Regions from separate parts of the Homo sapiens genome. Here region 1 is linked to region 2. A link is a contact called in ENCODE Hi-C or POLR2A ChIA-PET data. All regions are on one chromosome and are shown on one strand. The core of a region is the stretch at or near the end of the contact, and the rest is flanking DNA. Distances in the headings are between cores, read along the strand shown. Region 1 holds the start of INPPL1 (inositol polyphosphate phosphatase like 1). Region 2 overlaps RNF121 (ring finger protein 121).

What was found. Hi-C counts contacts between places; a loop is a spot of excess contacts on that map. ChIA-PET counts read pairs that join two places held with the same protein, here RNA polymerase II (POLR2A).
Region 1: a loop to region 2 is called in a map of Caco-2, with 4 times the contacts of the local background. The contact joins the promoter of INPPL1 here to the enhancer-like site in region 2. A Hi-C loop is called at or near these places in 1 of 168 maps with a recorded cell type or tissue (Caco-2) and 2 of 37 single-sample maps with no recorded cell type. POLR2A ChIA-PET finds 5 or more read pairs at or near these places in 1 of 52 experiments (PC-9).

The regions. Positions count from the first base shown.
Region 1 is chr11:72,223,517-72,228,074 of GRCh38, reverse strand. INPPL1 (inositol polyphosphate phosphatase like 1) reads right to left here and starts at 3,308. Exons shown (of 28, transcript NM_001567.4): 1 at 2,909-3,308. The coding sequence starts at 3,090. RefSeq lists an enhancer at 1,058-1,417 and silencers at 2,823-3,032, 3,043-3,402, 3,953-4,352.
Region 2 is chr11:71,943,338-71,948,484 of GRCh38, reverse strand. All of the region lies in intron 1 of RNF121 (ring finger protein 121), which reads right to left. Among named protein-coding and RNA genes, the nearest start is that of RNF121, 17 kb to the right of the region's middle. Within about 2 kb of position 3,049, at least 3 of the 41 ENCODE cell types and tissues checked have a DNase peak (open chromatin) inside an H3K27ac peak, as active enhancers do; they include PC-9, where a contact is called at or near this core.

The DNA of each region.
Region 1 (4,558 bases), core at 2,059-4,558, 280 kb before region 2:
AAAACCACCTGCCCAGGCTGCACAGGGTTAATGATGTGGCCGGTCCACTTCCACCCTCCTGGTGTTGCCTATTGGGCAGGAATGACCAGAACACCCCCGTCTCCCCACCAGACCTACACAGACTCCACACCCACCACAGGGCAGGGCCTGAGAAGCAACAGGGAGCTCTTTTGTGGCCTCCACAGCTGTCTAAACAGCCCCTCTGGGCTGTGGTACCAGTCTGGGCTCCCCGCCAGAGTAAGAGTCTTCAGAAGCCTGGTTAGCCCATTTGCACACACGGGCAACGTGCTAACACGTGTGTATGCCTCCTGTGTTTATGCTGCTCTCTGGCTCTGCTGGAGTCGGGTATGTCTAGGGCACTTGTGCCGAGGAGTGTGGGGGCATCACCCTAGGCCTTCCCACCAAAGAGGGCCCCCATGGGAGACCTGGGCCTCTAGGAGCCCCAAGCCAAGGAGGGGCAAGAGGGGTGCTGACAGACAGGAGCCGCAGTTGAGCAGGTGGCAGCTGAGCCAGGTGCACAATCAGCGGGGGATGGAAGATCCTCTGCCTCCGCACCTCAGGGCATGCTTCCCCAAGGAGTCACCCAGGAGTCACCCTAGGTGACTCTCCTGGCTGCTTATGCTGGGTGAGTGTCTGTCACCAGGTGTTCCTTTGTAGACTATTACAAACACTATCTGTGTTTATTACAATAGCATACCATTAACTGAATCCTATCTGTGACACGCTGGGTACCCAGTGTCCTATAAATCTTACTTAATTCTCACACTTCTAAACAGATATTATTATCCCCATTCTCCAGCTGAGGAAACAGGCTCAAAGAATAAAAGTGATTTTCCTAAGGCCACAGAGTAAGTAAAAGGTGGAGTTGGGATTTTAAACCATGGCAGAAGCCAGGGCCAGTATCCTAGCTTGCTGGTCAGATTGCCTGTGCCTGCTGGGGCAGGGGCGTGTCTTGCATGTTATCCATGAACACCCGGAATGTATACAGGTAAGCAAGTATGTGTGTATTTGGCAAATCTAAGATATTGCCCACGTCTGATCGCCCACGTCTGATCCTTACCCCCAGGCTCTTGAGATGCGGGGAAGAGCCAGAGTCAGCTGGCAAACCTGAAGCCCCCACTCACAGACAGACCCCTCACCCCATTCACAGCCTCCCTTGGCAATGAGGCCAGGATTCTCCCCCTCCTGGGACAATAATGTTCCTCACCCAGACACAGGCCCCAGCTGTCCCCCTCCCACTCAACAGCTGACCCAGCACCTGCCTCCCTCCCCAGCCTAATTAGGGGGTATGCCTCAGAGGGGGCTGGGAAGCAGGACTTGGGGATATTCATCTGCCTAGTCTGTCCCTCCTTAGTCTCCCCCTACTGGGCCTCAGACTTGAGGCCTAAGCTAAGACTTATAGGGCCCCTTCCTTGTTGGGTCAATTGCCTAGGCTAGAGTTTTTCAACCTCCATACCACTGACATTTTGGATTGCACAGTTCTTTGTTGTGGGGGACTCTCTTGTGCACTGTAGAATGTTTAGCAGTATCCCCGGCTTCTACCCACTAGATGTCAATAGCACCATCCCAGTTGTGACAATTAAAAATGTCTCCCCAGCTGGGCGAGGTGGCTCCACCTGTAATCCTAGCACTTTGAGAGGCCGGGGCAGGTGGATCACTTGAGGTCAGGAGTTCAAGACCAGCCTGGCCAATATGGTGAAACCCCATCTCTACTAAAAATACAAAAATTAGCTGGGCTTGGTGGCGAGCGCCTGTAATCCCAGCTACTGGCGAGGCAGAGGCAGAAGAATCACTTGAATCCAGGAGGCGGAGGTTGCAGTGAGCCGAGATTGCACTACTGCACTCCAGCCTGGGCAACAGAGCGAGACTCTTTCTCAAAAAAAAAAAAAAAAAAAAAGGTCTCCCCTGGTCTAGGCTAATGTGCGCCCCGACCAAAGATGTCAGGAGAACAAAGGGGTAAGGAAGGTACAGTGGGACAGGAGTTTGGGAGGGGGTTCACAGAGCTAAGAAAGATCTAAATAAAGATCTAAATAACTGATCTAAATAAAGCAGCCCCCACAGATTCCCACTCACTGGGCCCACAGAAGCCAACTCAATGTCAGACTGCAGGGCAGGAGGTACAAAGCCGCTAGAAGGCTGCAAAACCAAGAGTGCTAACTCACCCCAGCACCACTACCAACCACACTGGGCTGAAAGGCACAGCCACAGGACCTGGCCCACTCAGAGAAGCACCAAGTCTGGCTCTGCTCTCACTCAGCACTCATAGCTCAGGGCTAGGGCAGCCAGGTAACCAGGGCTCAAGCCCAGAGCCAGGGCTCAAACACTCACTCATTGGTTCAGAAATAATGGCAAGGTCCCATACAGCCTCAGCCTCTGCTTCCCCAAGCCTTCCTCTCTACACCACCCATCACCGCCCCCACCACCCATACACGGCCAGGCAGAACCCCAAAGCACCGAAAGGGGCCCTAAGGAAGCTGCCAGGCATCCCCACACACCCCGTCAGTCCCTCTGCCCCGACTCCCTCTCCTGCTCACCACTCAGTCCCTATCCAAACGGGACTGCACACAACGTGGAATGCACATCCTCTCCCCTGCTCCCTTCTACCTGGAGGATGCCTGAAGGGGTCTGCCGGGGAATGCCCGAATTTTTCGTCATCACAGTCACACTGGGCCACAGAACCCCATATTCTCTACCCTCAAGGCTCCTGAAAGTGCCCCCAGACACACAGCAGGAAGTGCCCCTGCGTCCCTCCTCAGACCCAGGAGAAAGCCAAGGCTCCCACTCTGGGGGGTGGAGGCGGGTCTGGCGTCCCACCGCCCCAGAAACCCTCACCCGGGCCCTTTCCACACCCGGCCGTGCCCGCGCTCCCGGTCCACGCCAGCCCGCAAGGAGCCCCCGCCCCACTCACAGGACGCAGAGCGCGAAGGCCCCCGCCACGCTCTCGCTGTCTCGGACCAGGAAGCTGCCATCGCGGCCCGCCCGGGCCAGCAGCTCCTCCGCGGCCGCCCGGCTCAGGTCGCGGTGGTACCAGGAGGGGGCCTGGCTGCCCAGGGCGCCCCCCGGGCCCGGCGCCCCGCAGGCCGAGGCCATGGCCCGCGCAGGGCTCAGCACCGCCCGCCCCCGCCGCCCCGCGCCATCCGCCCCGAGACGCTCAGGGCTGAGGCTGGGGCCGGGCCCGGGGCCCGGGCTTGAGGATCCGTGGGCCGGACAGAGCCGGGGATCGGGACTCAGCACTCCGCCGCGCAGGCCGCCTCGTTCACCGCGCAGCCGCCGCTGCCTGCAGCGCCGGCCTCAACTTGAAGAGAAAGAAAAGTTTGTTCAGAGGCGGCGGGGGAGGGGCAGGAGCGGAGCGCAGGGCCGGCTGCCGCCCCCTCCCCCTCCGCTCGGCCCGCAGCCCGGGCCGCCCCTGCCCCCAGCTCCTCCTGCGGGGACGGTGCCCCCACCTTCCCGAAGGGCCCGGGACCTCCCAGACCCCACAATGATCCTGCCCCCATCATTCACCCGAGGAGATCCAGTCCCCAAATCCCCATCGAAATCCGAGTCCCCCCATCCTGGCCCCGACACTTCGGGATCCAGGCACCCCCTGGAGAATTCAGCGCTTCTCAGTTCTCCCAATGATATGACCCCTAAGCCCCATAAAGGTCTGATTCCACTCCATGGCTCTTCCTCTCGTCCCCCTTACAGCTTGGCTGCATCGAGTTCCCCAAACCTGCGAAGGATCCAGGACCACCCCCTACCCATCCTCTTCCCTCCACCCAAGCGGGCGGGGCCCCCAACTCCTGCGAAATGCAGCCCCCTCTTAGATCTGAACCCCCAACTCCACGGGAACCGTCCCCCGGCAAAGCCTGCGGGGAGATTCCCTGGCTAACCAGGCTTCTGAAGATTCTTACTCTGGCGGGGGGCCCAGACGAGGTGCGACGTTCTCGAGCCTCTCACGCAGCCCCTCCCAGCCCCGCAGAGCCCTTCCCCCTCTCGGCCAAGTTCCCCAGCACCACCCCCCACACCCGCAGGCCGGGCCTTGAGGGGGTTCAGCAGTCCGAAGCCAGGAGGATCCCTGGCCCGTCTAGTAGAAAGTTCCCTCCCGGGATCCCGGCCGCCGCACGCAGACCCCCACCTCCCGGGCTGCTCCGGCGCCCCCTTCCCCGGACAGCGGCCCTGGGCTCCAGGCGGCCACTTAAGATGGCCATCCGCGCGCGCCCCCGCCCTCCGCGCCGCCCGCCCCGCCCCGCGCCGCCCCGGGGAGCCGGGGGCAGCACCGCGCCTCGCCTCACCCCGCCCCGCGCCTCGGTCCCGGAGCCGCTGGCCCACTGGGTGACCTCGGGCAAGTCGCGGCGCGGGGTTGAGCGTCGGCTTCCCGCTCTGGAAAATGGGGATCCTGTGGCGAGGGCCGGCTCTGGGGGCCGAGCTCGTACCGCGCTCGGCACCGGGCCTGGCGCCCAGCCCGCGCTCCCGAACGGCGGCTATTTTTATTATTAATTAAGGAGAAACGAAGGTGACAGCTGTGTAAACTGTAAAGCGCGGCTGCGGAACGAACGGGTATTATTAGCACTCGCCCCCG
Region 2 (5,147 bases), core at 1,800-4,299:
GGAGTGCAGTGGCGCAATCTCAGGTCACTGCAACCTCTACCTTCCAGGTTCAAGCGATTCTCATGCCTCAGCCTCCCAAGTAGGTGGGGCTACAAGTGCAGCCACCACGCCCGGCTAATTTTTGTACGTTTAGTAAAGATGGGGTTTCACCACGTTGACAAGGCTGGTCTCGAACTTCTGACCTCAAGTTATCCAACTGCCTCGGCCTCTCAAAGTGCTGGGATTACAGGCGTGAGCCACCGCACCTGGCCAAAAACCTTTTTAAATTAAACTTTTCAAATTTGGGAGCAACTAAGTTTGCTTCTTTGGTTCTTCAATTGCTATCCCATCAAATTCCTATTTTTCAGTCTGGCTTCCTCCCTCTCTGGCCCTCCTCTCTCACTCTTTCCTATATGCACTGCAGCTTTCCATATACTCAAACTTTTTACCCATCTTTAAAGATCCAATCTAGGTGTCACCTCCTCCAGAATCTTTCAGAACAGAACTATCCTCTATGAACTCCTAAGGCCTTTACAGCCCATACAGTTCATGTGCTGATCATATCTAAACATCTATAAAATCTCCCTTGAGTTTTTCATTGCCATAGTGCCTTAGTTCAGACTTTATCCCTTGCTCTTTCTCTAACAATTGGAGTGGCCTCCAAAATGATCTCCCCGACTCTAACTTTGCCAGCACAGATTCATGACACAGCAGCAGCCACAGTGATCTTTATTAGACACACACCTGATTGCATCATCCTACTACTTTGACAAACTTTGATGACTTTCTATTGCCTTGGGGTTAAAGTTCAAACTCCTTAGTAGGACACACAAAGGACTTCATAATATGGCCCAACCAGCGACCTTATTTCACCACTCTCCACCAAATGGCTTACATTCCAGCCACATTGAACTATCTATCTCTTTCATCCCTCAGTGCTTTCTTTGGCTGCTGCCGTCTTTTCTCTCTAGAATTCTCTACTCACCTTCACTCCTTCACTGCCCAATTCCTTTTTTTTTTTTGAGACAGGTCTTTGTCACTCAGGTTGTAGCGCAGTGGCTTGATCATAGCTCACTGCAGTCTCAACCTTCTGGGCTCAAGGGATCCTCCTGCCTCAGCCTCCTGAGTAGCTAGGACTATAGGCACATGCCACCATGCCTGGGTAATTTTTGTTATTTTCTGTAAAGATGAGGTCTCTACAAACTTCTGGGCTCAAGTGATCCTCCGGCGCTGGCCTCCCAAAGTGCTCGGATTACAGGTGTGAGCCACCATGCCTAGCCATATCATCCATTTTAAGTAAGAAATTCAATTATTGTTAGTATATTTAAAATAAGATGCAACCAGCCAGGCACAGTGGCTCAAGCCTGTAATCTTAACACTTTGGGAGGCCAGGCAGGCGGGTCATCTGAGGTCAGGAGGTTGAGACCACATGGGCAACATGGTGAAACCCCGTCTCTACTTAAAATACAAGTTAGCCAGGTGTGGTGGCGCATGCCTGTAATCCCAGCTACTAGGGAGGCTGAGGCAGGAGAATTGCTGGAACCCAGGAAGCGGAGGTTGCAGCAAGCCGAGATCATGCAACTGCACTCCAGCCTGGGTGACAGAGCGATACTGTCTCAAAAAAAAAAAAAAAAAAAAGAGCCAGAGCACCTGTAATCCCAGCTACTTAGGAGGCTGAAGCAGGAGAACCACTTGAACCCGGGAGGCAGAGGCTGCAGTGAGCTGAGACTGCACCACTGCACTCCAGCCTGGGTAACAGAGGGAGATTCTGTCTCCAAAAACATAATAATAATAAATAAAATAAGATGCAACCATCTTATTTTAAATCATTTCCGTCACTCTAAAAAAAAAAAAAAAACCTCATGCTCATTTACTAACTCCTCATTCCCATCCCCAAGCCCTGGTAACCATTAATTTCTTTTATACTGCTATATATTTGCCTTTTCTGGACCTTTCATACAAATGAATTCATTCAGCAGCTGAATGTGACAGCATATGCCTGTAAACCCAGCTACTCTGTGGAGGGTGACAGGGGAAAATCCTGTGAGTCAGGAGTTACAGACCAGCCTGGGCAACACGGCAAGACCTTATCTCAAAAATAAATAAATAAATTCATTCATTGAGTATGTGATCTTTTGTGACTGTCTTCTTTCACTCATCAAAATGTTTTCAAGGATCACCCATCACCCATGTTATAGCACTTATCAGGAGTTCACTCCTTTTCTTACTAAATAATATTCCATTGCATAGGCAGACACATTTTATTTATCCTTTCATCAGAGGATAGACATTTAGGTTATTTCTACTTGGGGCTATTATGAGTAATGTTCCTATCAATATTTGTGTATAAGTTTCTGTGCGGATTTTTCTTTTCTTTTCTTTTCTTTTCTTTTTTAAGGCAGAGTCTTACTCTGTTACCCAGGCTGGAGTGCAGTGGCACAAACATAACTCACTGCAGCCTCAACCTCCTGGGCTCAAGTGATACTCCCACCTCAGCCTCCCGAGTAGCAGGGACTACAGAAACGAGCCACCATGTCTGGCTATTTTTTATTTTCAGGGAAGATGGGGTTTCTCTATGTTGCCCAAGCTGGTCTTGAACTCCCGGGTTCAAGTGATCCACCCTCCTCAGCCTCCCAAAGTGCTGGGATTACAGGTGTAAGCTACTGGGCCTGGCCTTTTGCCCATTTTTTACTAGGTTATTTTTTTTATTATTGATGAGTTGTAAAAGCTCTTTATATCTTCTATAGACAAATACCTTATTAATATATGATTTGCAAACAGTTTTTCCCATTTAGCCATCCTAGTGGATCTGAAATGGTTAAAGGATCATTTGAGTCGTATTCTTCTTTGTATTTCAGAGAACTAGCTCATAATCTGGTATACTGTATGTGTTCAATAAATGACAGACAGATGTTAAATAATATTAACTGCTTTGGAAACAAGGATAAATGACTTACTTGTTCAGCATCCCCTTCACACTTCACACTTAGAACTAGACACAAAGCAAATGCTTGGGAAATACTCAGACACTGAGTAATTCTCTCTTAATTCTCTCTTGAACAAACAGTGGGGATGATATTGCAGAAGAATCCAGAGGAACTGGGAAAGCCATCTGATACAGCCAACGGCTACTAAGTTTAAAAGTGACTCCTTTTGGCACAGTGGCCATGTGAAAAAAATTAAAAATCTTAAAAATAAATAAATAAAAGTGAATCTTGGCCAGACATGTTGGCTCATGCCTGTAATCTCAACACTTTGGGAGCCCGAGGCAGGAGGATCACTTGAGGCCAGGAGTTGGGAGACCCAGCTGGGTAACATAGCAAGACTCCATCTCTACAAAAAATTTAAAAATTAGCCAAGTGTGGTGGCACACACCTGTAGTCCCAGCTACTCAGGAGGCTGAGGCAGGAGGATCACTTGAGCCCAGGAGGTTCAGACTGCAGTGAGCCATGATCACACCACTGCACTCCAGCCTGGGTGACAGAAGACCCTGTCTCAAAAAAAAAAACAACAAAAAAGTGACTCTTCCTTGTAAGAGAAATACTAACATAATCCTACTTGATCTTTAATAGCCAGCAGTAAATACTTTCCAAACTTAACACAGCATACAGCTAGGACTGAAGGAAGATTTAGGGAGAAGGGAAAACCAAAGTTCATGGCTGGTAGTACCAGAAGGCCTAGATCAGTGGGGTAAGAAATATATCTACTATCTTTTCCTTCCTTCCTATTACTCAGTCTACAAACTTAATCCAGGTCCTTCAACCTCATGTACTTCTCGAGTCACTGTGTCACCCAAGTTCAAATCTTCTGGTGTCCTAATGCTGCCTGTGAAAGTAAGAACTCCTTAGTAGACTACACAATGCCCTCCACAGGAGCACGGACAGTGAGCTCTTGGGACCACACAAGGCCATGACCTGACCCCTAGCTGTCTTTCCAGTTTTACCTTCCTCTGCTCCCAGCTCCTTTGGGACTTAACATATGCTCTCCTGCAGTATATATAATACACCAGAAATTATGTGCATTTTAGAATTAGATAAATTTGGAAGCCCTACTTGCCTGGATTAAGGCAAATTTTTCCTGCCCCTTAGTCCCTCCTCCATTTCTGCCCCAAGAATGATCTTTCTATAATGCACATCTGATCCATGTCATTCACCTAAGTTCCTCTTTTTTTTTGAGACAGAGTCTCGCTCTGTTGCCCAGGCAGGAGTGCAGTGGCACAATCTCGGCTCACTGCAACCTCCACCTCCTAGCTTTAAGTGATTCTCCTGCCTCAGTCTCCCGAGTGGCTGGGATTACAGGTGCATGCCACCACGCCTGGCTAATTTTTTGTATTTTTAGTAGAGACGGGGTTTCATCATGTTGCCCAAGCTGGTCTCGAACTCCTGACCTCAAGTGATCCTCCCACCTCAGCCTCCCAAAGTGCTGGGATTACAGACATGAGTTACCGTGCCCAGCCAACCTAAGTTCTTAAAGCTCTTCTACAGCTAATCATCAGCTACAGATAAAAATCCAAACTCCTCAGCACAGCATATAAGGCCTTATGTGTCATCACATCTGCCTCCCTTTCCAGTCTCCCTATTTTATCATTACTCCCCACCTTCTACTCTGAGGTTCCAGTAATACTAAACTGCATACAGTTCCCTGAAGGTGGCATTCTCTTTCTCACCTCCCACCTTGCACATGCTGCTCCTCCTGCCTAGAGGGCTCTTCTATTCTTTCTTTAGCTGGTTAATTTCTAGTCACTTTCACACTCAGCTATGGTATCACTTCTAGGGAGTCTTTTCTGATCCCTTGCCTGCCATTTTTGGTGCTCCCTGAAATCTCTGCTTCTTCATATTATAGCAATTATTACATCTGTTTACTAACTTTTCCACTACACCATGAGCAACCTGAGAGCAAGGCCTATGTCTTTGTTATCTTTCACATCTAATGCAGTACCTTGGTAAATTCACAGTATGTGACCAATCAATAAACAAGTGAACAGGATTCTCCCAACATACACGAGGCTGGCGTAACAAATGCCTTTATTATTTTAAAGCTGACAGCATTACCTTATTGACTTGTCACAGATAACAGCTGCATGGCAGAGCTAGGATAAAAAGCCAGATCTTCAGAGTCCCAGAACAACGTCCAAACCTCTCCCTGAGCTATAAGCTCGTATTTCCAAC